Regions from separate parts of the Homo sapiens genome. Here all the other regions are linked to region 5. A link is an interaction called in ENCODE POLR2A ChIA-PET data of the cell type or tissue named here. Cell type or tissue: HepG2. All regions are shown on one strand. Region 1 holds the start of PRM3 (protamine 3). Region 2 holds the start of MIR548H2 (microRNA 548h-2). Region 3 holds the start of PRM1 (protamine 1). Region 4 overlaps CLEC16A (C-type lectin domain containing 16A). Region 5 overlaps LOC400499 (putative uncharacterized protein LOC400499). Region 6 overlaps LOC105371082 (a long non-coding RNA gene).

Region 1 (4,000 bases), 97 kb after region 5:
CCTGCTAGTTGTGACCCCTGGCCCTGTGCTGCCCTCACAGAGGAGGCTGGGCAGGGTGGGGACTGGGCGGGGCCGCAGAGTCATAGTGGGCGCCCCCTTTATATACAAGCTCCCGGGGAGCCTTGCAGACCAGACCAACAGTAACACCAAGGGCAGGTGGGCAGGCCTCCGCCCTCCTCCCCTACTCCAGGGCCCACTGCAGCCTCAGCCCAGGAGCCACCAGATCTCCCAACACCATGGTCCGATACCGCGTGAGGAGCCTGAGCGAACGCTCGCACGAGGTGTACAGGCAGCAGTTGCATGGGCAAGAGCAAGGACACCACGGCCAAGAGGAGCAAGGGCTGAGCCCGGAGCACGTCGAGGTCTACGAGAGGACCCATGGCCAGTCTCACTATAGGCGCAGACACTGCTCTCGAAGGAGGCTGCACCGGATCCACAGGCGGCAGCATCGCTCCTGCAGAAGGCGCAAAAGACGCTCCTGCAGGCACCGGAGGAGGCATCGCAGAGGTCTGCCTGCGCCCCCGCCTTGCCCTGCATGTCCCTGACCACCCCAGGCACAGGAGGGAGGCGGGGACCCACCCCACCTGACAAAAGCTCCAGCCCCCTAACCCCCGTCCCCACCCAGAGTCCCTAGGTGACCCCCTCAACCAGAACTTTCTTTCCCAAAAGGCTGCAGAACCAGGAAGAGAACATGCAGAAGGCACTAAGCTTCCTGGGCCCCTCACCCCCAGCTGGAAATTAAGAAAAAGTCGCCCGAAACACCAAGTGAGGCCATAGCAATTCCCCTACATCAAATGCTCAAGCCCCCAGCTGGAAGTTAAGAGAAAGTCACCTGCCCAAGAAACACCGAGTGAGGCCATAGCAACTCCCCTACATCAAATGCTCAAGCCCTGAGTTGCCGCCGAGAAGCCCACAAGATCTGAGTGAAACGAGCAAAAGTCACCTGCCCAATAAAGCTTGACAAGACACTCGCTGGCCTGTCGGGTTTTCTTTGCACGAATCACACAAACCTGGCTTCCCTCACGCCCAGGGCGGGTAGAGGCTTCTCTGCAGCCCTTCCTCAGAGGCAGGTAGGGCGGGAGTTCTGATGCTCTCAGGACACCTAGGAGAGGGTTACTGTGCCTGGGAGGCCACCCTATGATGCTGTCCTGTCTATTGTGCATCCTTCCATGGTGTCAAAGGCCACATTAGTCTGTCTGGATCCCCCTCCAGTGAAGAACCTGATCCTACCTCATGAAAGGAGAAAATGGTTAGAACAGATCGAGTCCTAATTAAGTCACAAAGATGCCAAGGCACCTTGTGGCCATATTTAAATGCCTACTGTGTGCCACAGTTTAAAAACACAACCCATCTTGAGTGTTGGGTGGTTGGAAGTGTAAACGGTGGGGGCAGAGGTGGGGGCACTGCTCAGTGCAGGCCACAGCTTCGAGGTGGGAAACAGGTCTGGCATGCTCCAGCAACAACTTGGTCAGCACAGAGACGGCAAAAGGCAAGGAGTAGATGAATGCAGAGTAATGGGCTGCGCTGTGTGAGGCCTGTGCTGGCTGAAGCCTCTGGAGACCCAGGCAGAATCCGATCCTTGTTGCCTGCTCTCCTCGGCCTGTGGCTGCATCACTCCTCCCTCCTGTCTGAAATCAAGGACCCTTGTGATTGCACTGAGGGACTTTCTGGACAACCCAAGATAACCTCCCCATCTCACAATCCTTACATCATAGATTCCAGGATCAGGAAGGGGGCACTTCGGAGAGTGCCAACCTTAGCCAACCATAGCCACTGAGGACTGGGGGGATAAGACTGGCAAGATCCAATCCATATGTTGGCAAATGGATTTCTGGTGCTCAGAAATGACCAATCTTTAGGAAGCAACGAGTTTCTGAAAACAAAACAACAACAACAAAAAAAAAAACAGACGGAGTTTCGCTCTTGTCACTGGGGCGGTGTGCAGTGGTGCGATCTTGGCTCACTGCAACCTGCACCTCCTATGTTCAACTGATTCTCCTCCCTAACCTCCTGAGTAGCTGAAGGAGCTAAACAAATTTTTTTTTTTTTTTTTTTTTGGTATTTTTAGTAAAGACATGGTTTCACGATGTTGGCCAGGCTGGTCTCGAACTTCTGACCTCAGATGATCTGCCTGCCTCGCCTCCCAAAGTGCTGGGATTACAGGTGTGAGCCACCACGCCTGGCCTCAAAAAATTTATATTTAAAAAATACCATTGCAGTGTACAAACGACTCATTTCAATGTATAAAAGACAAAGTCCTAAACCCCCTCCCCCCATGCTGAAATTGTGCTGCACAGATGTGGAACCTTGCCAAGGGGCAGCTCCATGATGTCTTCTCTGTGGCCCCAAAACACTTAAGAGGATGTCACTCCACCCTGACCTGGGTAGAGTGGCCTCTGGTTGGTGGTGTCCATCTTGCATCAGTCAGGGACAAAGCAACCCCTTGTTCATCCCAGCTTGGTTTCTGGCCTGTTCCCATGCCTTGGACAAACAAACAATGCTTAGGAGCCATTGCCTTTCAAGAAGATTTCACACTTTCAGGCCCCCGAAGGAAGACTTCCAAGGGTTCCTGAGTTTTATGAGCTTACAGAGTGCATACATTTTAAGCACACAGCTTGATGATTTATTTCCAAGGGTTAACAGTCAAGAAACTCAACAGAGACAGCTCTCTCTGGCTGGCGATTTCTGGGATGTGGGGAGGAGTCTGTGTGTGCCCCTCCTGCTTCTAGAAATTCAATCCCTAACTCCCATCCCAGCTACAAGGGAAACTTTCTCCAGGGCAAATGAGGACTATGGTGTGGCATCCGAACTGGCCCCAGTGCTCAGCCTTGCAGACCTCCCCTGTGGGGGCTGGGAGCTGCCAGTGGCTGAGGTGTGAGTTAACTGTTGGCTCAGACCCAGGTTCCCAAGTGGGGATGGGCTCCCTTTGTGATGTCAGCATCCTGCCCCCACTCGCAGCCCCTTCACCCACCGCCTCACCTCCTTGCCCAGAGAGACAGGCAACGTAGACCATGGGTTCCCGCTGTGCCAAGCTCAACACAGGCCAGAGCCCAGGCCACAGCCCAGGCCACAGCACGGGCCATGGCCGGGGCCACGAATCCTCCATGAAAAAGCTCATGGCCTGTGTGAGTCAGGATAACTTCTCCTTGTCATCAGCGGGCGAGGAAGAGGAGGAAGAGGAGGAGGAGGGGGAAGAGGAGGAGAAAGAAGAGCTGCCGGTGCAGGGCAAGCTGCTGCTGCTGGAGCCTGAGCGGCAGGAGGAGGGCCACAAGGACAACGCCGAGGCCCAGCAGAGCCCCGAGCCCAAGCGGACACCCTCCTGACCCGCAACGAAGGCCCAGGAAGGGACGCCCACTGCTGCTCCGGCGACAGTGTTCAGAGAAGAGTCAATAAAAAGTCTCTGAGGAATCCTCCCTGTCTCTGGTTCCCCTCACCCTATCCCTTCTGGCCCCACGTGTGCACGTGTGTGAAGGCGTGTGTGTGTGGGTGCACACGGAGGGAGGCCAGCTGCCAAGGAAGGCTGAACAGCAAGGCTCGGTGACCTTGTTCCCAAGCCCCAGCCAGAGGTTGAGGGGCTTTGAGAGGGGGAAATCATCTCCGCCAAATCTTCCCATCTCTGGGACGGGAAATTCCTCTGCGAGTCCCAGCACACCCCAGCCGAGAGCATCCAGCGGGACAGGGTAACTGCCTTCATCGCAGTCCCCACTGTGCTGCCCCAACTATGGACCGTCTTTTAAGAACACTGGCTTGGGAGTTCAGCAGACCTGGGTTCAAACTTCTTTTCTGGTAGCTGCGTGCCCTTGAGCAAGTCACTGCGTGTCTTTGAGCCTCAGGCTGCCCCTCCCAGCGTTTAGGGGAAGCTAATAGCTACTCATGGGTCAGATGATCAGAAAAATTAGCTCAAGTGATGGGTGGGACCAGGCCTGGCACCAGTCAGTGCTGAGCTAGGACAGGGATTGTTGCTGGGGTCATGGTGGTTCCTCTAGGTCCTTCTTGGCTG
Region 2 (4,000 bases), 64 kb after region 5:
TCTTTATTTTATTTTTGTATTTTTTAGAGACAGGGTCTGGCTCTGTTGCCCAGGCTGGAGAGCAGAGGCTGGAGTGGAGTGGCTCACTGTAGCCTCAAACTCCTGGGTTCAAGGGATCCTCCCACCTCAGCCTCCTGAATAGATGGGACCACAGGTGTGTGCCACCATGCCTGGCTAGTTTTTTATTTTTTGTAGAGACAGGGTCTGGCTCTGTTGCCCAGGCTGGTCTTGAACTCCTGGGCTCAAGCAATTCTCCTGCCTCAGCCTCCCAAAGTGCTAGGATTGATGGCAGCGGTGGCCCATGTGGAGCGGCCTCTGCCGTCACTCCAGCTGCAGCAAGGAGGCATGGCTGGGGCTGCACATTCTCTGGAGGTGGCAGGAGCTGGGGACAAGTGGGAGCCCCGCCCCTTTTGAGTTAGTGGGGTGGGAGCTTCCCGGATGCAGCCACAACTGCCCAAGTCGTGCCTGCAGACCTGGGCGTCCCGCTCCATGGAGCAGGCAGGAGCCCTGCCCCCTCCTGGGTACAGCTGCAGCCACCCAAACCACAGCTGCAGATTCAGGCCTCCCACCCCACAGAGCAGGCAGAAGCCTTGCACTCCCTGTCTCCAGCACACCTGCAGCTGCCCAAATTGCAGCTGTGGACCCAGGCATCCCTGCACTCTTGGTGGCCCAGGAAGACCCCCCTCCCCTCACAGGCTCAGAAGTGCCTGCTCCCACTGCCTGGCTTCTCCCTGCTGTCGGTGCCCACTCTGATCTTGGAGCAAAGCAAAGCCCGGCCAGGTGTGAACACCCGGGGCAGTGCTGACATGCTAGTCCCCTGCTGCCTCAGCCCCCTCTGGACTTTGAGCACTGACAAGCATAGAAGGGAAGTTGAAGGGGAGCTGAGGGCAGCTTGGTGCTGACCTGCAGGCACCCCTTGGCACCTACAGCCTGGGCCCATGAACGGCAGCAAGAGGCAGACAGGTTCCTTGGTGCAGGCGCTGGGTCCCCGGTGAGGCCCCACCTTCACCCAGGGAGGGTCCGAAGGCTGTGGGCCAGGCTGCCAGTCCCACAGGACCAGAGTGGGAACTTGTGGTGCCTTTTCTGGGCCCACTCACGGCCACCCATGGACCGTTTGGCATGCATTTCCTCTTCTCTGAGACCCATAAAAGCACCGGACTCAGCCAGAGCTGAGCAGACGTCAGGTCAACCAGCTGCAGAGAGCAGCTACCCACTCCAAGGCCTCCTCTGAGCTATTCTGTCACTCAATAAAGCTCTTCATCACCTTGTTCGCCCTACGCTTGTCTGCGTACCTCATTCTTCTTGGAAGCAAGACAAGAACTCGGGAACTGCCGAATGGCAGGGCTGAAGGAACTGTAACACAAACAGGGCAGAAACACGCCCGTTGCTTGCCATATTGTGGGTGAAGAGAAGGAGAGAAGAGCTGTGGCCCTTCAGGGAGCCCAGACCTGGGAGCCCAAGTCAGGACTGGGACTCCCTCTTTGGGGCCCTGTGGTTCCTGGAGCCTCCAGGCTTCCAGGCACCAATGCATTCCCCAGTGGCAGCCGTGGAGGCTGCCTGTGGTACACCTGGTCCCGCCGCAGCCTCGCAGAGAGCTGGCGCCTGTGCGGGCACCTGGTCCCTGCCCCGTTGTAGCAGCCAGTGTGCCTGACTATGCACAGTGGCCAGACCCCATGCGCACTTGCTCACACACCCCTCACTGTGCCACACCTGGCTTGCCCAAGCAAGGGTGGGATCCAGGCTGGTAGTGTGAGCCGAGCACAGCCTGCCAGGCTGAGTGGGCAGAACTAGCCCAGTGGGCCCAAGCAAAACTTGGCCAAAAGATGCCACCAGCCACAGAGGTTTCTGGCCATAAAAGCAGCACCCCAAGGATCATGCAACAAGATTACAGGCGTGAGCCACCACGCCCAGCCTAAGAAAATTTTTAATTGTAATAAAATACACATATGACTTACCACCTGAACCATTTGAAGGGCACAGTTCAGAAATGTTAAGTACATTTTTACATTGTTGTGCAACCATAACCGCCATGCAGCTCCAGAACTCTTTTCATGTTACAAAACTGAACCTTTCCACCTGTTAAGCAACTCCCATTTCCCCTCCCTCCTGCCCCAGCAACCACTATTCCACTTTCTGTTTCTCTGAATCCGACTTCTCCGGGTACCTCCTGTGAGTGGAATCAAATGACCTGTGTCCTTTTATGACTGGCTTCTTTCACTTTGCATAATGTCCTTGAGGCACATCCATGCTGTTGCATGTGTCAGAGTTCTCTTCCTGTTTAGGGCTGAATTATATTCCACTACATGTTATCTTAGTCAATCTGGGCTGCTATAACAAACTACCATAAACTAGGGAGTTTATCAACAACAGAAATTTCTTTCTCTTCTTCTTCTTCTTTTTTTTTTTTAAGAGAGAGTCTCACCCTATTGCCCAGGCTGGAGTACAGTAGTGCAATCTCAGCTTACTACAACCTCCGCCTCCAGGTTCAAGTGATTCTCCTGCCTCAGCCTCCCGAGTGGCTGGGATTACAGACGCCCACCACCACACCTGGGCAATGTTTGTACTTTTAGGAGAGACGGAGTTTCATCATGTTGGCCAGGCTGGTCTTGAACTCCTTCCCTCAGGTGATCTGTCTGCCTCGGATCTCCCAAAGTGCTGGGATTAGAGGCATGAGCCACTGCACCCGGCCAAACGTTTATTTCTTACAGTTCTGGAGGCTGAAAAGTCCAAGATGAAGGTGCTGGCAGATCCAATGTCTGCTGGGGGCCTGTTTATTGGTTCACAGACCGGAAAGAAGGATTCTTGTTGGATCTTTAATGGCGAAAGGTGTGAACCCGTTCTCATGGGATTGTTTTATAAGGGTGCTAATCCCATTCATGAGGGCTGTGCCCTCATGAACTAATCACCTTCCAAAGGCCCCGCCTCCTAATGCACCATCACAGTGGGGGTGAGAATTTCATCATATGCATTGCCGGAGGGCCCAAGCGTTCAGACCATAGCAATGTGTATTAGGTTGGTGCAAAAGTAATCGCGGTTTTTGTCATTACTTTCAATGGCAAACACCACAATTACTTTTGCACCAACCTAATATAAACCACATCATGTTCATCCATTCACCCATTAATGGGCATCTGGGTTGCTTCCACATTTTGGCTATTGTGAATAGTGCTGCTATGAACATGGGTGTACAAAAGGTTTTGTTGTTGTTGTTGTTGTTTTTTGAGATAGTCTCACTCTGTCACCCAGGCTGGAGTGTAGTGGCGTGATCTCAGCTCACTGCAGCCTCCACCTCCTGGGTTCAAACGATTCTCCTGCTTCAGCCTCCTGGGTAGCTGGGAAAACAGGCATGTGCCAACATGCCCAGCTAATTTTTGTATTTTTAGTAAAGACAGCATTTGCCATGTTGACCAGGCTGGTTTTGAACTCCTGACCTCAAGTGATCTGCCCGCCTCGGCCTCCCGAATCTCTGGGATTACAGGTGTGAGCCACTGCGCCTGGCCAGATTTTTTTGCTTTTTATAGAGATGGGGTTTTGCTATGCTGCCCAGGCTTAATCTAATTTTGTCTCCACGAATTTGCCTATTCTGGACATTTCCCATAGATGGAACCATATAATAAGTGGTCTTCTGTGCCTGCCTTCTTCCACACACCGTGTTTTCCACGTTCACTCATGGTGTAGTTTGAATGTAGTATCGTGGTTTAAAATCAGTTCTCAGAACCTCATTCCTTTTTTGTTGTTGTTGAATAATATTCCATCGCATGCCTCGGGAACTTTTTATTTTTATTTGTAATTTTTTTGAGACGGAGTCTCGCTGTGTCGCCCAGGTTAGAGTGCAGTGGTGCCATCTCAGCACACTGTAAGCTCCGCCTCCTGGGTTCATGCCATTGTCCTGCCTCAGCCTCCCAAGTAGCTGGGATTACAGGCATCCGCCACCACACCTGGCTAATTTTTTGCATTTTTAGTAGAGACAGGGTTGCACTGTGTTAGCCAGGATGGTCTC
Region 3 (4,000 bases), 92 kb after region 5:
TGCCTGTAATTCCAGCACTTTGGGAGGCTGAGACGGGCAGATCACTTGAGGTCAGGAGTTCGAGACCAAGCCTGGCCAACATGGCGAAACCCCATCTCTACTAAAAATACAAAAATTAGTTGAGTGTGGTGGTGCATGTCTGTAGTCCCAACTACTCGGGAGGCTGCGGCCAGAGGTTTGCTTGAACCCAGGAGGCAGAGGTTGCAGTGAGCCAAGATTGTGCTACTGCACTCCAGCCTGGGTGACAGAATGAGACTCTGTCTCAAAAAAATAAACAAAATACATAAGTAATTAAAAAAATAAAATAATAATAATAATACTTCTTAACAAGGGCATGTCTGTCTTGTTTATCACTATATACCAGGGCCTAGGCCAAAATCCGGCATGGAACAGGCCAAAATATTAACAGTAATATTTTGTTAATTGAATAACTAGATGATTGCTCCCACGGAGGAGTCATCTTGTATCGCCCCAGCTGTGACATAGGCAGCCCCTACACTCGGGGGCCTGCCCGCCTCTCAAATGCCCATATATGGACATGATGCAGGCCACCTGGCCATGGTTTGTGAGGTCCCAGCCCCTTTGCCCTCACAATGACCAACGGCCCCCTGGCATCTATAACAGGCCGCAGAGCTGGCCCCTGACTCACAGCCCACAGAGTTCCACCTGCTCACAGGTTGGCTGGCTCAGCCAAGGTGGTGCCCTGCTCTGAGCATTCAGGCCAAGCCCATCCTGCACCATGGCCAGGTACAGATGCTGTCGCAGCCAGAGCCGGAGCAGATATTACCGCCAGAGACAAAGAAGTCGCAGACGAAGGAGGCGGAGCTGCCAGACACGGAGGAGAGCCATGAGTAAGTGGGCCCAGCTGAGGGTGGGCTGGGGCTGAGGCTGGGAGCTCTCAGGGCCCAGCCTTCCTCTCACCACTTTTCTTGGTCTCACCAGGGTGCTGCCGCCCCAGGTACAGACCGCGATGTAGAAGACACTAATTGCACAAAATAGCACATCCACCAAACTCCTGCCTGAGAATGTTACCAGACTTCAAGATCCTCTTGCCACATCTTGAAAATGCCACCATCCAATAAAAATCAGGAGCCTGCTAAGGAACAATGCCGCCTGTCAATAAATGTTGAAAAGTCATCCCACTCTTCTCTCCTTGTTCTTGAGAGGGGAGGCTCAGTGGGGAGGAGGGCTCGGGGATGAGCAGAGGGGGAGAGGGCCTGGGCATGCAACGGGAGAAAGATGTCGGTGGGGGGGACATGAAAGACAGTTGTCACGCTGGGTTTTGTTCCAAACTTTTTTTTTTTTTTGAGACAGAGTCTCGCTCCGTCGCCCAGGATGGAGTGCAGTGGCGCGATCTTGGCTCACTGCAAGCTCCGCCTCCCAGGTTCACTCCATTCTCCTGCCTCAGCCTCCCGAGTAGCTGGGACTACAGGTGCCCGCCACCACACCTGGCTAATTTTTTGTATTTTTAGTAGAGACGGGGTTTCACTGTGTTAGCCAGGATGGTCTCGATCTCCTGACCTCATGATTCACCTGCCTCGGCCTCCCAAAGTGCTGGGATTACAGGCATGAGCCACTGCACCTGGCCATTGTTCCAAACTCTTAGTAGTACCAACAAGTCACAACCCAAACCTGCCTCCCTAAGATACAACAAGAACCAGTCTCCCCAAGTCACAACCAGAACCTGCCTCCTAAACCCTCTTAACAGATCCCTACCCAGTGGGGTGCTCTATCCAGGTCTCTCGAGTTTGAGGACCCACTGTGTACATTTCCCCACTCTGCTTGGTGACCTCATCTTGGCAGCTTGAAATGGACCATGGAGTATTTACAGAAATCAGCAAATGCTACAAATCTGGGTTCCCTCCATCCCAGGAACCCCAAAGCCAGTTAAACATTTACCAGCTGGAGCTCAAGATTGAACCAGCTCATCCCATCTGACCTGTCCCCTAGCTGCCCACCCGGGTTTATTTCAGCCCAAAGCTGAAATTTCCACTCTTCAACAAAGGAACTCTTAGGTTATAACTTAAATAGATTAAGCCAGTCACCATCAGGAAAATTAAATTCAAAACTGCTTATTCCTCACTCTGTGCCAGAAGTTTTCATCCCCATTTGGGTACAGAGATAACTTGTCCAGGTAGCAGTGGAGCTGAACTTTTCACATTTAATCAAGCACCATTAAGGAAGTCTCTTATCTGCCATCCTGTAAACTCAAACATTTTTGTTAACCACCGGTTTCTTTACTCTTTGGGGCACGGTTTCACAACGTTATGTCCACCGAAGAAACAAAGGTTAACTTGTCCATCTGGTCGGATCTAAGTCCACACTCAAGCTGCTTGATATACCACCTATACTAAAATTTCTAAGGCAAGAGTTTAAGACCCCAGTGAGATCTGGGGAAGGACATAAGAAGTCCTGCTGGGCACTGGTCTCCTTGGCTCACCCACAGCCTAAGAAAGCCCACCTCTCCGATTCCTTGACACAGGCCCTGGGTCACAGTCATTTCCTGATGGTAGAGCAAACCCAGAGCATTTTGGCAGAGACCAGAGGCTCTGAGACCCAGTTCCCTGAAGTGACAGGGCCCACCAAGCACCTCAGAAATGTCACAGTATGACTTCTGTTTATGGGACACCAACTGTGTGCCTGGTATTCTGCATACATCACTTCCTTTTTTTTTTTTTTTTGAGACAAGGTCTCTTTCTGTCACCCAGGCTAGAATAGAGTGCAGTAGCGCAAACACAGTTCACTGCAGCCTCAATCTCCTGAGCTCAAGTGATTTCCTTACCTCAGCCTCCTGGACTCCTGAGTAGCTGGGACCACAGACATGCACCACCTTGCCTGGCTAATTTTTCTAATTTTTTTGTAGAGACGAGGTCTCACTATGTTGCCCAGGCTGGTCTCAAACTCCTGGGCTCAAGCGATTCTCCTGCCTTGGCCTCCCAGAGTGCTGTGATTACAGGCATGAGCCACTGCACTCACCTACGGTGGGTATCAACAACCATGTTCTTTCAAGTGAGCACATGAGAGTTCAGTGCTAGCCCTGGCACTACCATGACCCTGATCACTTTAGCAATGACTCCCCATAACACACTCGGATCATGATAGCAGCTTGGCTGGACAGGCAGACCCCTGGGTGTGCCTTTTTTTTTTTTTTTTTTGAGATAAGGGTCTTGCTCTGTCACCCAGGCTGGAGTGCAGTGGTGTGAACGTGGCTCACTGCAGCCTTGATCTGTGCTCAAGCAATCCTCCCATCTCAGCCTCCTGAGTAGCAGGAACTACAGGCACATGCCACCATGGACCCAGGCTATTTTTTTTATTTTTTGTAGACAGAGCCCTCACTATGTTGCCCAGGGTGGTCTCAAACTCCTGGGCTCAAGTGATCTTCCCACCTCGGCCTCTCAAAGTGCTGGGATTACAGGTGTGAGCCACCACACCCAGCCCCTTCCTATGTTTATTTTATTTTATTTTATTTTTTTAGACGAAGTTTCGCCCTTGTTGCCGAGGCTGGAGCGCAATGGTGCCATCTCAGCTCACTGCAACCTCTGCCTCCTGGGTTCAAGCAATTCTCCTGCCTCAGCCTCCTGAGTAGCTGGGATTACAGGCGCCCGCCACCACTCCCGGCTAATTTTTGTATATTTAGTAGAGACAGGGTTTCACCATGTTGACTAGGCTGGTCTTGAACTTCTGACCTCAGGTGATCCACCCGCCTCAGCCTCCCAAAGTGCTACGATTACAGGTGTGAGCCACCGAGCCCTGCCCCGCCCCTTCTTATTTTCATCTGCAAGCTTTGGCCATGGAGATTTGACTTAGCGGGACGTAGGGTAAGGCCTCAGCATTCATATTTTTAACACGCGCCCTCGAAGAGCTTGAGGGCCATCATAAAGGACCTTCTTATCCCTAAAGAGAGGCAGCATAGAAACACCAAGGGCATGGCAATATCACCCATCACCTCCTGTAAGGATCTGAAGATTAAGCCTCCTGAATTTGTTTCTTATTGCCACTG
Region 4 (4,000 bases), 350 kb after region 5:
CTTCGGGAGACATACAGGGGGTTAAAAGAGATGACAAAATGTGAACCTGCACTTCTGTTTCCAGAGGGATGTGAACACATACCTTGGGCTCAGACACCGCCTCTGCCATGGTCTCCCTCCCCCCGGCTCATGCAGGGACGTCTGCCACCTCTTCTGCCACCCTAATGTATTCTCCACACAAACCCAAGTGATTTTAATGAAATTAGCTCATGTCACTCCTCTGTTCAAAACTCCCAGTGCCTACTCATCACTCTCAAGATGAAATCCAAACACACGGCCTGGCCCCAGTCCACCTCTGACCTTACCTCCTGGCCATCCCTGCCTGGCTGGCTCATGCTGCTCCAGCTGTGCTGGGCTTCTCACTATCTCTTGAACATCCCAAGCTTGTCTCCATTTTTTTTTTTTTTTTTGAGATGGAGTCTCGCTCTGTCGCCCAGGCTGGAGTGCAGTAGCATGATCTCGGCTCACTGCAAGCTCCGCCTCCCAGGTTCACACCATTCTCCTGCCTCAGCCTCCTGAGTAGCTGGGACTACAGGCACCCGCCACCACACCCAGCTAATCTTTTGTATTTTTATTACAGACAGGGTTTCACCGTGTTGGCCAGGATGGTCTCCATCTCCTGACCTCATGATCTGCCTGTCTCGGCCTCCCAAAGTGCTGGGATTACAGGCGTGAGCTACCGCGCCTGGCCCAAGCTTGTTTCTATCCAAGGATCTTTACACAGTAATTTCCTCTGCCTGGAAGGCTCTCACACCAGGTCTCTCCTAGCCAGGTGTGACTGGGGTGCATCATTCAAGGCTCAGTTCACATGTCGCCTCCACGGAGACATCTTCCTGGACGCCCTCTTCACCTGTTTTTTTTTTTTTTTTCTTTTTTGAGACAGGGTCTTGCTCTGACACCCAGCCTAGAGTGCAGTGGTGTGATCATGGCTCACTGTAGCCTTGACCACCTGGGCTCCCGAGTAGCTAGGAACACAGGTACATGCCAGCACACCCGGCTAATTTTTTAGTATTTGTAGAGATGGGGTCTCACTATGTTGCCCAGGCTGGTCTCAAACTTCTGAGCTCAAATGATCCTCCCACCTTGGCCTCCCAAAGTGCTGGGATTATAGGCGTGAGCCACCACACCGGCCTTCACCTGCCTTTTTTTTTTTTTTTTTAATACCTCTTTAAAAATTGTTATTAACTAAACTAAACTCTACACTTTGGGCAGATTTCATTAGTTTTTCCCAATGTCTTTTTTCTGTTCCAGGATCCCTTTTACATTGAGTCCTCATTCTTAGGTTCCTCTGGATGTGACGTTTCTCAGACTGTCCTTGCTTGTGATGACCTGGACATTTTGAGGAGTACTGGTCAGGCATTCTTGAGAGTCCCTCACTCTGGGTTTGTGCAATGTCTTTCTGCTATTTAGACTGGGGTTACAGGTTTTGAGGAGGAGGACCACAGAGGGGAAGTACCCTTCTCATCACATCCTATCAGGGCACATACTATCAATATGACTTATAACTGTTGATGTTAATCTCCAATACTTGGCCAAGCTAATGTTCATCAGCTTTCGCCACTGTGAAGTCACTTTTCCTCCTCCTTCCATACCATACTCTGTGGAAGAAAGTCAGTAAACACAGGCCACACTTAGAGAATGGGACATTAGGTTCTGAAACGTCTTCGCGTATCTCCATAAATTATTTGGCATTCTTCTGTAGAGGAGATTTGTCCTTCCTCCCCCTTATCTTGATTTTACTTAATAATAATAGCATTCATTGTGACTTGGCTCTTACATTCTCTATTGTTCTGCTTCTTTACTGTCTGCCTTCCTCCACTAGAACAGGGGTTTTGTAGCTGTCTTATGTGTCTTGTTCTCCACTGTCTAATCCAGTGTCTGGCACAGAGTAGGCACACAATAAGTATCTCTTGAAGTGATAAATGAGCGACTGGTCTAGCCCAACACGAGATGTTTTGGCAGCGGGCCCGAGTGGCAATGATTCATGGTAGCTGTGATCTGAGGCGGGGTGGGCCACTCCCCGACAAAGTCTGTGATCAATGTGGTCACAAAGTGTTCTCGTGGGGAGATATCTCATGCCCCAAGAGACTCTCCCCAGACTGTTAGGCATGACTGTACCTGCAGGCACCCCTTGGCATGGAGGAGCACCCCCCCCCCCGCCCCGATATTCACATGGGCCCCGGCCCTATGTGAGGTTCACTCTCACCATCCCCCTTCCCTCCCATCTGATCTGAAGTCAGATGTCAAAGATCAGAGTCTCCCACAGGGCGGGCCCCATCACACAGGTGGGAGCCAACAGTGCTTTCTAAGTGGTGTGTGGACAAATGCTTTGTTTGCATAGTTTTGTACTTATTTCATTGTGCATTGGAAGAAAATTCTAGCTGCACAGAAAGCCTTCTGTGGATATTAGTGCTTAGAATAAGGCTAAATTTTGGGAAAAAAACAAGTGAGTCAATTCAAAGAAAGCTATCCAGTAAACAGCAGAGCAAACAGTACACAGATATGGCCAAGAGCTGGAATGTGGGCTGGGCGTGGAGGCTCATGCCTGTAATCCTAGCATTTTGGGAGGCTGAGGCAAGAGGATCCCTTGAGGTCAAGAGTTTGAGATCAGCCTGGCCAACATGGTGAAACCTATCACAAACATTAGCTGGGTGTGGTGGCGGGCGCCTGTAATCCCAACTACTGGGGAGGCTGAGGCATGAGAATCGCTTGAACCCAGGGGGTGGGGGTTGCAGTGAGCCAAGATTGGGCCACTGCACTCCAGCCTGGGTGACAGAGTGAGACTCTGTTTCAAAAAAAAAAAAGAAAAAAAAAGAAAAAAAAGAGTTCGAACGTGGTGCAGACTGCTGTCGGGGAAACATAATTCTCTTTCCCTTCTGCCATTTTCACCTTCACCAGCCTCCTTCAGGCACCTAGTGTCCTCCAACTACCTTGGCCATCTCCAAAGTGGGTATGGACCTCAGTGGGCATGCAAGATGATTCCCTAGGCAGTAGGTCTTTTAACGCTTCTCATCTTTTAAAATCTATTTTGTTTTATACTGTCCATAATACTAGCATGATCATATTATATATAATTTATAATACATAAATTTTTACACATATTTGGGAGATGTATGCTTAAATGTCATATGTATAGGTTTGCTTGTGTTTACTAACAAGGCTTGCCATCAGACATCTGAAGACTCCCAAGCAAGCCTGTGAGGCTAGCCTCCTCCTCGTCTCCCAGCCTCTGGCCTCTGCCCCATGAGGCAGAGGACGTGGCATAGGCCCACCTCCCCTACAGCTGCAAGTTCTCCTTCCCCAGGCTCAGCTCTGCCCTGCTTGGTTGACACAGTGGGAACTCAGCTCCAAGTACTTCCTAAGGTTACAGGGCCAAGCCCCAGCACCCTGGCCTGGAGGCCAAGCTTTGTGACGTAGTTGTCCCCTTTCTGGCTTAATCTCGTTGGACACCAGCAGAATTCCGGAGCAGAGAAGAGGGTGAAGACAATTCAGCACCAAGCTCATCCAACTTTTTTTTTAAGCAGCTGAATACTAATTTGCAGGACAATTTTCCAGGGCATCCCACCACAGTCAGCAGATGAGCGCAGAGCTGCTCCAGGAAAGGGTGGTGGGCATCAAATGCCTCTGACTGCCGTGGGCTCCCTCGTGCACTCCATGAGGCCCCTTTCTGGAATTCTACGGCTTCACACAAAACTGCTTGAAAACCACCGTCTGGTCCAACCCTGGATATTGAGTATGAGTGCACAGAAACCCACAAGTGCAGTGATTCTTAACACAGCTGGAAATGCAGCAGCAAAGCCAGGACCGCTCCCCCTTCCTCACCCCCAACCCCCGTGTCACATCTTGACGCAGAACCAGACCCACATGGGCCTCTCCACACAAAATGGGATTTCCACACCCTGGCTGTGACACCTGTGCGCACAGCTGCACCTCACAGTCCTCATCCAGCTAGCACAGCTGTAGAGTGAGTGGCTCCACTTAATTTTCTAGATGAATGCGG
Region 5 (4,000 bases):
AGGCCACCTAAACCCCATATTTTCAACACTTCTCTTACCAGATGAGGGCTAGAAGGGTGCTTCCCGGCCAGGCAAGGTCACTCATGCCTGTAATGCCAGCACTTTGGGAGGCCGAGGCGGGCAGATCACCTGAGGTCAGGAGTTTGAGACCAGCATGACCAACATGGTGAAGCCCTGTCTCTACTAAAAATATAAAAATTAGCCGGGCATAGTGGCATGTACCTGTAATCCCAGCTACTTGGGAGGCTGAGGCAAGAGAATCACTTGAACCCGGGAGGTAGAGGTTGCAGTGAACTGAGGTCGCACCACTGCACTCCAGCCTGGGCGACAGAGCAAGACTCCATCTCAAAAAATATAAATAGCTGGGCATGGTGGCTTGCTCCTGTAACCCCAGCACTTTGGGAGGCCAAGGCAGGTGGATCACTTGAGGTCAAAAGTTCGAGACCAGCCTGGCCCAACCCCGTCTCTACTAAAAATATAAAAATTAGCCGGGCGTGGTGGCAGGCGCATGTAATCCCAGCTACTCAGGAGGCTGACGCAGGAGAATCGCTTGAACCCAGGAGGCAGAGGTTGCCGTGAGCCACTGTACTCCAGCCTGGGTGATAGCGCGAGACTCCATCTCAGAAAAGTTAAAACCCATCTTTTAAACAGTTCTCGTAGCAGATGAGGGATAGAAGGGCACTTCCTTTGCCTGGTAGCTCTGAGTGTCCATCTGTGCCCTTGTCCACCCCACTTGATGGTGAAACAGCAGAGCAGTCCCTCTAGGGCCAGGAGCCCCACATCATGGCCTCCACTGCATGCTGTACTGAAGATCTCACCCACACAGTGAGCTCCCTTTAGCCCACACTTTGGGTTGGATGCATCCTGAGCTCTCAAAGCATCGTGTGCTAAGGTTCCGCCCTCCCCTTGGCTAGGAACTATGTCTTGGTCTTCTCTGTGTCGAGGGTGCTGGCAGCAGAACCTGACACAGAGTGAGCACTCCACAGATGCTTGTTCAATTTCCAAGGAACTCAGCAGGCTGGGCCTAGCACCGCTGCCTGCAAAGGCCCTGCAGCTGTAGGGGACTCATTGACCCATGCCCGCTGCTCTTACAAAAAGGCGGGAGGGAGATGAGTGGGAGTGGATGGGGAGTTGTCCTTTTAATAATGAAGGCCAGGGGCCCTAGCATAATTTATTTCAGGAAACAGCAGGGGCCCCTCTCCTCAGGGGCCCATAGCCTGGTCTTACTTTTCTCTCTCCTTTACAGTTTGAGATTTTGTCTATGCCAGCACTAGGCTGCCAGACTTCAAACTCCTTCACCTTCTACTGCAATTCCAGCTCCCTGACAATGACAAGATTCATGGCTGGGACAGAATAACCAGCATGGAATGCCGGGAAACTCAGAACCGCACGTGCTGCAAACGCACGGAAGCAGGGCTCATTGCCACTGGGCTCAAAATACTTCCGGGGGACATGAAACTCTCCCACTGGTCTGAGTAATTCTCCCCCTTCCTCCACACTTCCACTGCAAACCAGGAGACAGTGCGGCCAGCAAGTACCAGCTCTGCAGAGAAAACTCCACCTGGCCCCTGTTCATGCCCAAGAGATTTATTCACTTATTCAACAGCCATTTGGGAAGCCACTGCTTCAGAACGCTGACTGCGTGGTGGGGGACACGAAGCCAGGTCCTCAGCTGCTTGGTACTGGCTTTCCCTGCCTGATCCAGGGGTCTTTTCAGGCAGGAGTTTCCTTGAAGGGAAGTGATGGCCCCAAGCCTCTTAATCAGAAGCCCAGGTAGGCAGCTTCTCTCTTTGGGGTAGACACACTGGGACTGAATGCTTCAGGGGACCCTGGGGAGGGCCTCTGTTTTGGTAGGGGCACCTGTGAACTCAGGCCTCCAGGCTACATCATTGGAAGTGTTTTACTTTCTTTTGGGAATGTAACTTTTTCCTTTGAGTTTTCAACTGAAAAATAAAGCTGGCAGAATCCAAGAACATGTCTCTAGATTGCTGGGGTTGATCATCCACTCAAGAGAGGGGGAGGCGTGGGCAGCTATGGAATCTGCTCACCGATAGGGGGTGCCCTCGAGCCCTCTCTGCACTGAGCCTGGTAGGAGCTTGTAGGGCCCAGATTCCAGAGCAAAGGGCAAGGCATCAGCCACGGGGACTGAGGCAAGCTGAAGGCCAGACTTGACCGTCCTTGACCTCCGCCCCACCATCCCCCCCATGAATCCCTGGTGCATAGCAGGTGCTAGATGAAGTTCAGAAGAAAGAACTCCAGGGTGAATGGGAACAAGAAGGTTGGTCCTCCACACCCCCACACTGGAGGGAAGACAGAAGGGAGAGTGGCTGTGATTTGAGTGCTTTGCTGTGGTTACAGCCTAAAGACCCTGGAGACCAGGCACTGCTCCAAGTGCCTTGAAAGATGTTTGATCTGGGGGCTGGGTGCAGTGGCTCACGCCTGTAATCCCAGCACTTTGGGAGGCCGAGGCGGGTGGATCATGAGGTCAGGAATTCAAGACCAGCCTGGCCAACACGGTGAAACCTCATCTCTACTGGAAAAAAAAAAAAAAAAAAAAAAAATCCGGGCATGGTGGCTGGCGCCTGTAATCCCAGCTACCCAGGAGGCTGAGGCAGAGAACTGCTTGAACCCAGGAGGCGGAGACTGCAGTGAGCCAAGATCACACCACTGCACTCCAGCCTGGCGACAGAGTGAGACTCCGTCTCAAAAAAAAAAAAAAAAAGTTTGGGTCGGGCACAGTGGGTCACGCCTGTAATCCCAGCACTTTGGGAGGCCAAGGTGGGTGGATCATGAGGTCAGCAAATCGAGACCATCTTGGCTAACACGGTGAAACCCCGTCTCTACTAAACATACAAAAAATTAGCCGAGTGAGGTGGCGGGCTCCTGTAGTCCCAGCTACTTGGGAGGTTGGGGCAGGAGAATGGCGTGAACACGGGAGGTGGAGCTTGCAGTGAGCGGAGATCGTGCCACTGCACTGTAGCCTGGGCGACAGAGCGAAGGCTCCATCTCAAAAAAAAAAAAAAAAAAAAAGTTTGATCTTAGGCCTTACAATAGTCCAATGAGGAACGGATGATCCCCACTTAATGAGAGAAGAAACAAAGGCTCAGAGAGTTGAGGGGATTTCCCCAAGGTCATACAAGCTACAAACAGCCAGGATGGCACTGACGCGGGCCTGCCTGCCTCCCAAGGCTGCCCAAGCTCACTCAACCCCCACTTCTGCTTTTGCAATAAAAGAAAAGCAAATCACTGGTGCTCAGGGGCCCATGAGCAATTCAGAGTCAGATGCAACTAGAGTGTGCAGCCACCTGACCTGTTGGTTTCTCAATATGCTTAACGGATCCATGATTTCTGGTCCAGAAAGGAAACGCAGAAGCTTTCCTTCCTGCCTCCCACATTCTATGGGTCAAGTATTTACCAAAAACACAGCAGTGGACTGGACACCAGCAGAGATACAAAGAGGGAAACATAGTTCTCCCTTCTCAAGGCAGGTTGGACAACATCAATACTTTCCAACTGGGGGGTGTGGGTGGAGTACTTATGCATGAATTTGAAACAGATAGGAGAGGGAATGATTCCAGCGGAAAGACCAATTCACGTCTACAATATACACTGAACTCCAGCCTGGACAACATAGCAAGACTCTGTCTCTAAAAAAATTTAATCATTAGCCAGGCATGGTGGCACATGCCTGTCTAGGAGGCTGAGGCAGGAGGATCACTTGAGCCCAGGAGTTCAAAATCACAATCAACTATGATCACACCACTGCACTCCAGCCTGGGCATCAGAGCAAGGCCCTATCTCCAAAACAAAACAAGGTAAGATGTTTACATACAAATCAAGGTAAGAAAATCCAAAATAAAATATTACCAAACAAACCCCACTGGGGCCTTAAAAAAAAAGTGACCTAAACCAAGTGAGAATTGTACAGTGTGACAAGGATAGCTCAAAATTAGAACATCTTTTAATTTCAAATATATATATATATATATATATATATATA
Region 6 (4,000 bases), 75 kb after region 5:
GACAAGGTTTCACCATGTTGGCCAGTCTGGTCTTGAACTCCTGACCTCAGGTGATCCACCCACCTCGGCCTCCCAAAGTGCTGGGATTACAGGAGTGAGCCACCACACCCTGCCAGTTTTCTCGTCTTTAAACGGGATAATGATACTTGTCTCAAGGGCTTGTCCTAGAGAGCAGACACGTGGGCAGTGTCCGGCACCATTGCCCTCATCATTAGACAAGTGCATCCATTTCTTAAACGTGCAGACCCCTGAGGCTGGGCCTGGGAACATGCATGTTCACAGGTGTCCCTGGAGGTTCTCACCACAGGGTCTGGGGACGTGACAGCTACAAAGAGTTCTCAAAGTACTTTTTGCTCTCATTTCTTCTTCTTTTTTTTTTTTAACCACAAAGCTACCATCCACACATGCTGAAGCACGACACCCAGGACAAAGGGAGGTGTGTTGAAGCGCTAATCCCCTCCCTTTCTTTAATCCGAACTTCGGGGGAAAATAATGGTGAAACAATTGGTGTGTATTTTACATTTTGCCCTCTTCTCAGATGAACACATTCAGAAATAGTTTGGGCTTCCTCTTCTAGTTCTATTTATTTTTAAATTTAATTATTTGTTTATCTTTCACTCTTTTTGTTTGTTTGTTTGTTTTTTAAAGACAGGGTCTTTCTGTCACCCAGGCTGGAGTGCAATGGTGCAATCATAGCTCACTGCAGCCTTGAACTCCTGGGCTCCAGTGATCCTTCCACCTCAAGCTCCTGAGTATCTGGGACTACAGGCACACGCCACCATGCCTAGCTAATTTTTTAAAAATTTTTTTGTAGAGATGGGGTCTTGCTGTGTTGCCCAGACTGGTCTCAAACTCCTGAGCTTAAGTGATCCTCCCACCTCAGCCTCACAAAGAGCTGGGATTATAGCTGTGAGCCGCTGTGCCTGGCCTATTTTATTTTTTGTAACCCAGGCTAGAGTGCACTTGTGTGATCAAAGCTTACTGCAGCCTCAAACTCATGGGCTCAAGCAATCTTCCCACCTCAGCTTCCCTAGTAGCTAGGGAGTACGCTCAGCTATGTTTTGTATTTTGTGTAGAGATTGGGTTTCATCATGCTGCCCAGGCTGGGCTTGAACTGGGCTCAAGTGATCCTCCCGCCTCAGCCTCATGAGTAGCTGGGATTATAGGCGCACAACACCTTGCCTGGCTTTTATTTTTTATTCTAATTTTATTAAAACAGGACTCATAACTATTCATGTTTTCTACATCCTTTTTGAGAGCCTCCTACATCGATACACTGAGCACAAACACCTGCTGCAAATGCCTCGACTGCTACACTGGAAAGATGGGGCTTTTCACCCCTTTTCCAGATGGGGAAACCAAGGCCCCAGCCTGAAGTGAGTTTGTGTCTGGAGGTTTCAGGGAGGGGCCCAGGATTTGTGGCTGGGGGGCCTGGGCAAGCGAGTCCAGGCCGTGGGGCTGCAGCTGAGAAGTAGAGCATGGTGACTGGGTAAGTGGCTGTTTGTTGCCAGGGCTGTGCCCACGGCGTGGCAGTCTTGGGCTCTGCAGACATTCCCCGGGGAGGGCACATGCAAGAAGCTGGCTGTGCCTCTGCCATGAGCCTCACGTGCCCCTCTCCCCTGCCCAGGCGGCAGGCAGTGGCTTTGGGCCCCTCCTCCCCGTCAGAGCGGCTAGCTGCACAGCCAGACCGCAGACCAGGCGGGGGAAAGTGCAAATGAACCCCAGCTGGCAGCTGAGTTTCTCTTTCCCGTCAAGCAAGTGCCTTATCGTACCGATGCAAGGCGAAGAAGGAGGTGGTGGTGTCGGGGGAGTCTGCAGGGAAGGGGGGAGCCACTGGTGCTGTTTTTATTTTCTTAAGGAATAATGTTTACACGTGAAAGTGCATAAACTATGTTGACTTTAAGTGTCCAGCTTGATCATTTTTTATACCTATATAGTCACCACTCAAATCAGGATCAAGGGCACCCTCAGCCTCCAGAAGGTTCCCTGGAGCCCCTTCCCAGTACACAAGCGACCCCCGGCCCCACTAGCAGAGGTAACCACTGCTGTGCCATCTATAAATAGCAGTGAGATTTGCCTGTTCTTAAACTGTACATAAACCAATCAGTCACTTGGGATGCGTCCCTTCTTGTCTGGTTTGTTTCACACAACACAACACGTGCGAGAGCGGTGCATGACGTGGTGTGTGCAATGGTTTGCAATGTTTTATTGGGGAGCAGTGTCCCATTGTATGGAGGTACCTCAATTTGTTTATCCATTCTCACTGTTGATGGATATTTGGGACGTTTCCCAGTTTGGGATTATTAGGAGCAGAGCTCCTATGAATATCTGTGCACAGATCTTGATGGGCACATGCTTTCTTTGCTCTTGGGTAAATACCTGAGAGTGGGACTGCTGGGTCTCAGCGTAGGTGAATGTTTAACTTTATAAGAAACTGCCCATGGTTTTCCTGCCTGGCTGCCAGAGCTGCTTTAGGAGCTCAGAGGTGTGACTGGTACAACTGCTTGGGGGACCCCAATCCACATCAGAGCAAACCTACAAAACACATCTATGGGCCACATTAAACATAGACTTTAGGTGTACAGCTACTTTTCAGAGAGGCTTTTCTAATTTTACTTTTTGAAGTTATTTGGCCCTGGACCGCTCTGCTGTGTGGGCCTGCTGGAATTTCCTGGCAATGGTATTTGGGTAGTCTGACAACAGACAGCGGAACCCTCAAAGTGTTTTTCATTTCCAGTGAGATTTTTATGAATAACGTAGTCCTTCCCCTTCCTCTGAGGCTTTGTGAACTCCTATTCACACCTCAAAACCCCACTCCAAGACCCACGCCTCCCCAAGTGACAGTTCATTTTCTATATTTATTTGTGTAATTATTTGTTTACTGTAGGCCTCCCCTTTGATGAGGAGCCCCCTGGGAGTGTCAGGCTCTCTGCTGTCCCCCCAGCACCAGCACAAGGCTTGGTGAATACTTGGGACATTTAAGATTTGCCAAATAAATGAAAGACCCAGGTTCTGAGTGCAGCCCCTCAGAGCCTCTCACCCCCACCCTGGACTCCTCCACAGAGGGGAAGCCTGAGACTCTTTGTAGGGACTCTCCTAGGTCATAGAGATGCTGAACTCCAGTAGATCTCTCTAATTACAGGGCCCACAGGGCCAGCAGTATAGATAGGTCACCCACTCCACCCAGCTGGGTGTGGGGAGGAGCCGCCCTGTCTGGAGGTGAGAGGGGCCCAGAGGTCCCACAGGTCCTTGCAGGGCCCAAGCAAGTCTGGGTCAAGACGCTGATCCTGTCTCATGATCCTTCCCCCGACTCCTCACCTGAACACCTCTGGACGTGTGGGGTCTTTTCCAGGTTTGCTTATTATTACTATTAATTTAAAAAGGAATAGGGCTGGTCATGGTGGTCCACGCCTATAATCCCAGCACTTTGGGAGGCTGAGGTGGAAGGATTGCTTGAGCCCAGGAGTTTGAGACCAGCCTGGGAAACATGGTGAGAACCCGTTTCTATTTTTTGTTTTTTAATTTTTAAGAGGAAAAAACAGAAAAAGTAGTAGCGTAAATGCAACGTGGGATTCTAGATTGAACCTTGTGTCTTTACCAGCCCTCTAGGTGATTCTGGTGCATGCTAAAATTTGAGAACTGCTAGTCCACTGAATATATTCCAGAGAAATTCTAGCCACAGCAGCACTGTTTATAATGGCAGAAAATTGGAAACAGCCCAAGTGTCCATCAAGAGGGAATGAAGGCCAGGCATGGTGGCTCACATCTCTAATCCCAGCACTTCGAGAAGCTGATGTGGGTGGATCACTTGAGGTCAGGAGTTCGAGACCAGCCTGGCCAACATGGCCAAACTCCATCTCTACTAAAAACACAAAAATTAGCTGGGCGTGGTGGTGCATGTCTGTAGTCCCAGCAATTTAGGAGGCTGAGGCATGAGAACCACTTGAGCCTGGGAGGCGGAGGTTTCAGTGAGCCGAGATTGTGCCACTGCACTCCAGCC

Evidence for each region. Peaks named below come from ENCODE experiments on the same cell type or tissue, not always from the same donor. Only the 100,000 strongest peaks of a DNase experiment are listed, where the experiment ranks them.
Region 1: POLR2A ChIA-PET joins it to region 5 with 10 read pairs; 8 of 35 experiments call an interaction of 5 or more read pairs at or near these places.
Region 2: POLR2A ChIA-PET joins it to region 5 with 28 read pairs; 6 of 35 experiments call an interaction of 5 or more read pairs at or near these places.
Region 3: POLR2A ChIA-PET joins it to region 5 with 26 read pairs; 8 of 35 experiments call an interaction of 5 or more read pairs at or near these places.
Region 4: POLR2A ChIA-PET joins it to region 5 with 11 read pairs; 2 of 35 experiments call an interaction of 5 or more read pairs at or near these places.
Region 6: POLR2A ChIA-PET joins it to region 5 with 39 read pairs; 6 of 35 experiments call an interaction of 5 or more read pairs at or near these places.

Annotation. Positions count from the first base shown.
Region 1 is chr16:11,272,607-11,276,606 of GRCh38, reverse strand. It overlaps PRM3 (protamine 3), which reads left to right and starts at 2,978. Exons shown (of 1, transcript NM_021247.3): 1 at 2,978-3,408. The coding sequence starts at 3,012. The coding sequence ends at 3,323. PRM2 (protamine 2) reads left to right here and starts at 127. Exons shown (of 2, transcript NM_002762.4): 1 at 127-507; 2 at 670-968. The coding sequence starts at 237. The coding sequence ends at 707. The region is part of intron 1 of LOC105371082 (a long non-coding RNA gene); the gene reads right to left. It also overlaps the pseudogene LOC124900380. RefSeq lists an enhancer at 3,897-4,000. In HepG2, no CTCF peak of the experiment used is centred here; DNase peaks (open chromatin) are centred at 2,426 and 2,731.
Region 2 is chr16:11,305,533-11,309,532 of GRCh38, reverse strand. MIR548H2 (microRNA 548h-2) reads left to right here and starts at 3,006; the gene lies at 3,006-3,093. All of the region lies in intron 1 of LOC105371082 (a long non-coding RNA gene), which reads right to left. In HepG2, no CTCF peak of the experiment used is centred here; DNase peaks (open chromatin) are centred at 422, 832 and 2,102.
Region 3 is chr16:11,277,978-11,281,977 of GRCh38, reverse strand. It overlaps PRM1 (protamine 1), which reads left to right and starts at 648. Exons shown (of 2, transcript NM_002761.3): 1 at 648-851; 2 at 943-1,137. The coding sequence starts at 740. The coding sequence ends at 986. All of the region lies in intron 1 of LOC105371082 (a long non-coding RNA gene), which reads right to left. In HepG2, no CTCF peak of the experiment used is centred here; DNase peaks (open chromatin) are centred at 1,857, 2,257 and 2,647; H3K4me3 peaks cover 553 bases.
Region 4 is chr16:11,015,159-11,019,158 of GRCh38, reverse strand. The region is part of intron 11 of CLEC16A (C-type lectin domain containing 16A); the gene reads right to left. Among named protein-coding and RNA genes, the nearest start is that of CLEC16A, 73 kb to the right of the region's middle. RefSeq lists a silencer at 2,153-2,447. In HepG2, no CTCF peak of the experiment used is centred here; DNase peaks (open chromatin) are centred at 1,958 and 2,318.
Region 5 is chr16:11,369,985-11,373,984 of GRCh38, reverse strand. LOC400499 (putative uncharacterized protein LOC400499) reads left to right here. Exons shown (of 67, transcript NM_001370704.1): 67 at 1,247-1,970. The coding sequence ends at 1,251. All of the region lies in intron 1 of LOC105371082 (a long non-coding RNA gene), which reads right to left. Among named protein-coding and RNA genes, the nearest start is that of RMI2, 27 kb to the right of the region's middle. RefSeq lists enhancers at 2,760-3,260, 3,446-3,505. In HepG2, a CTCF peak has its summit at 2,055 (motif pointing right); DNase peaks (open chromatin) are centred at 2,124 and 3,234; H3K4me3 peaks cover 1,025 bases.
Region 6 is chr16:11,295,410-11,299,409 of GRCh38, reverse strand. All of the region lies in intron 1 of LOC105371082 (a long non-coding RNA gene), which reads right to left. Among named protein-coding and RNA genes, the nearest start is that of MIR548H2, 9.1 kb to the left of the region's middle. RefSeq lists enhancers at 430-479, 933-1,616, 1,748-1,927. In HepG2, a CTCF peak has its summit at 1,535; DNase peaks (open chromatin) are centred at 1,669, 2,399 and 2,679; H3K4me3 peaks cover 1,936 bases.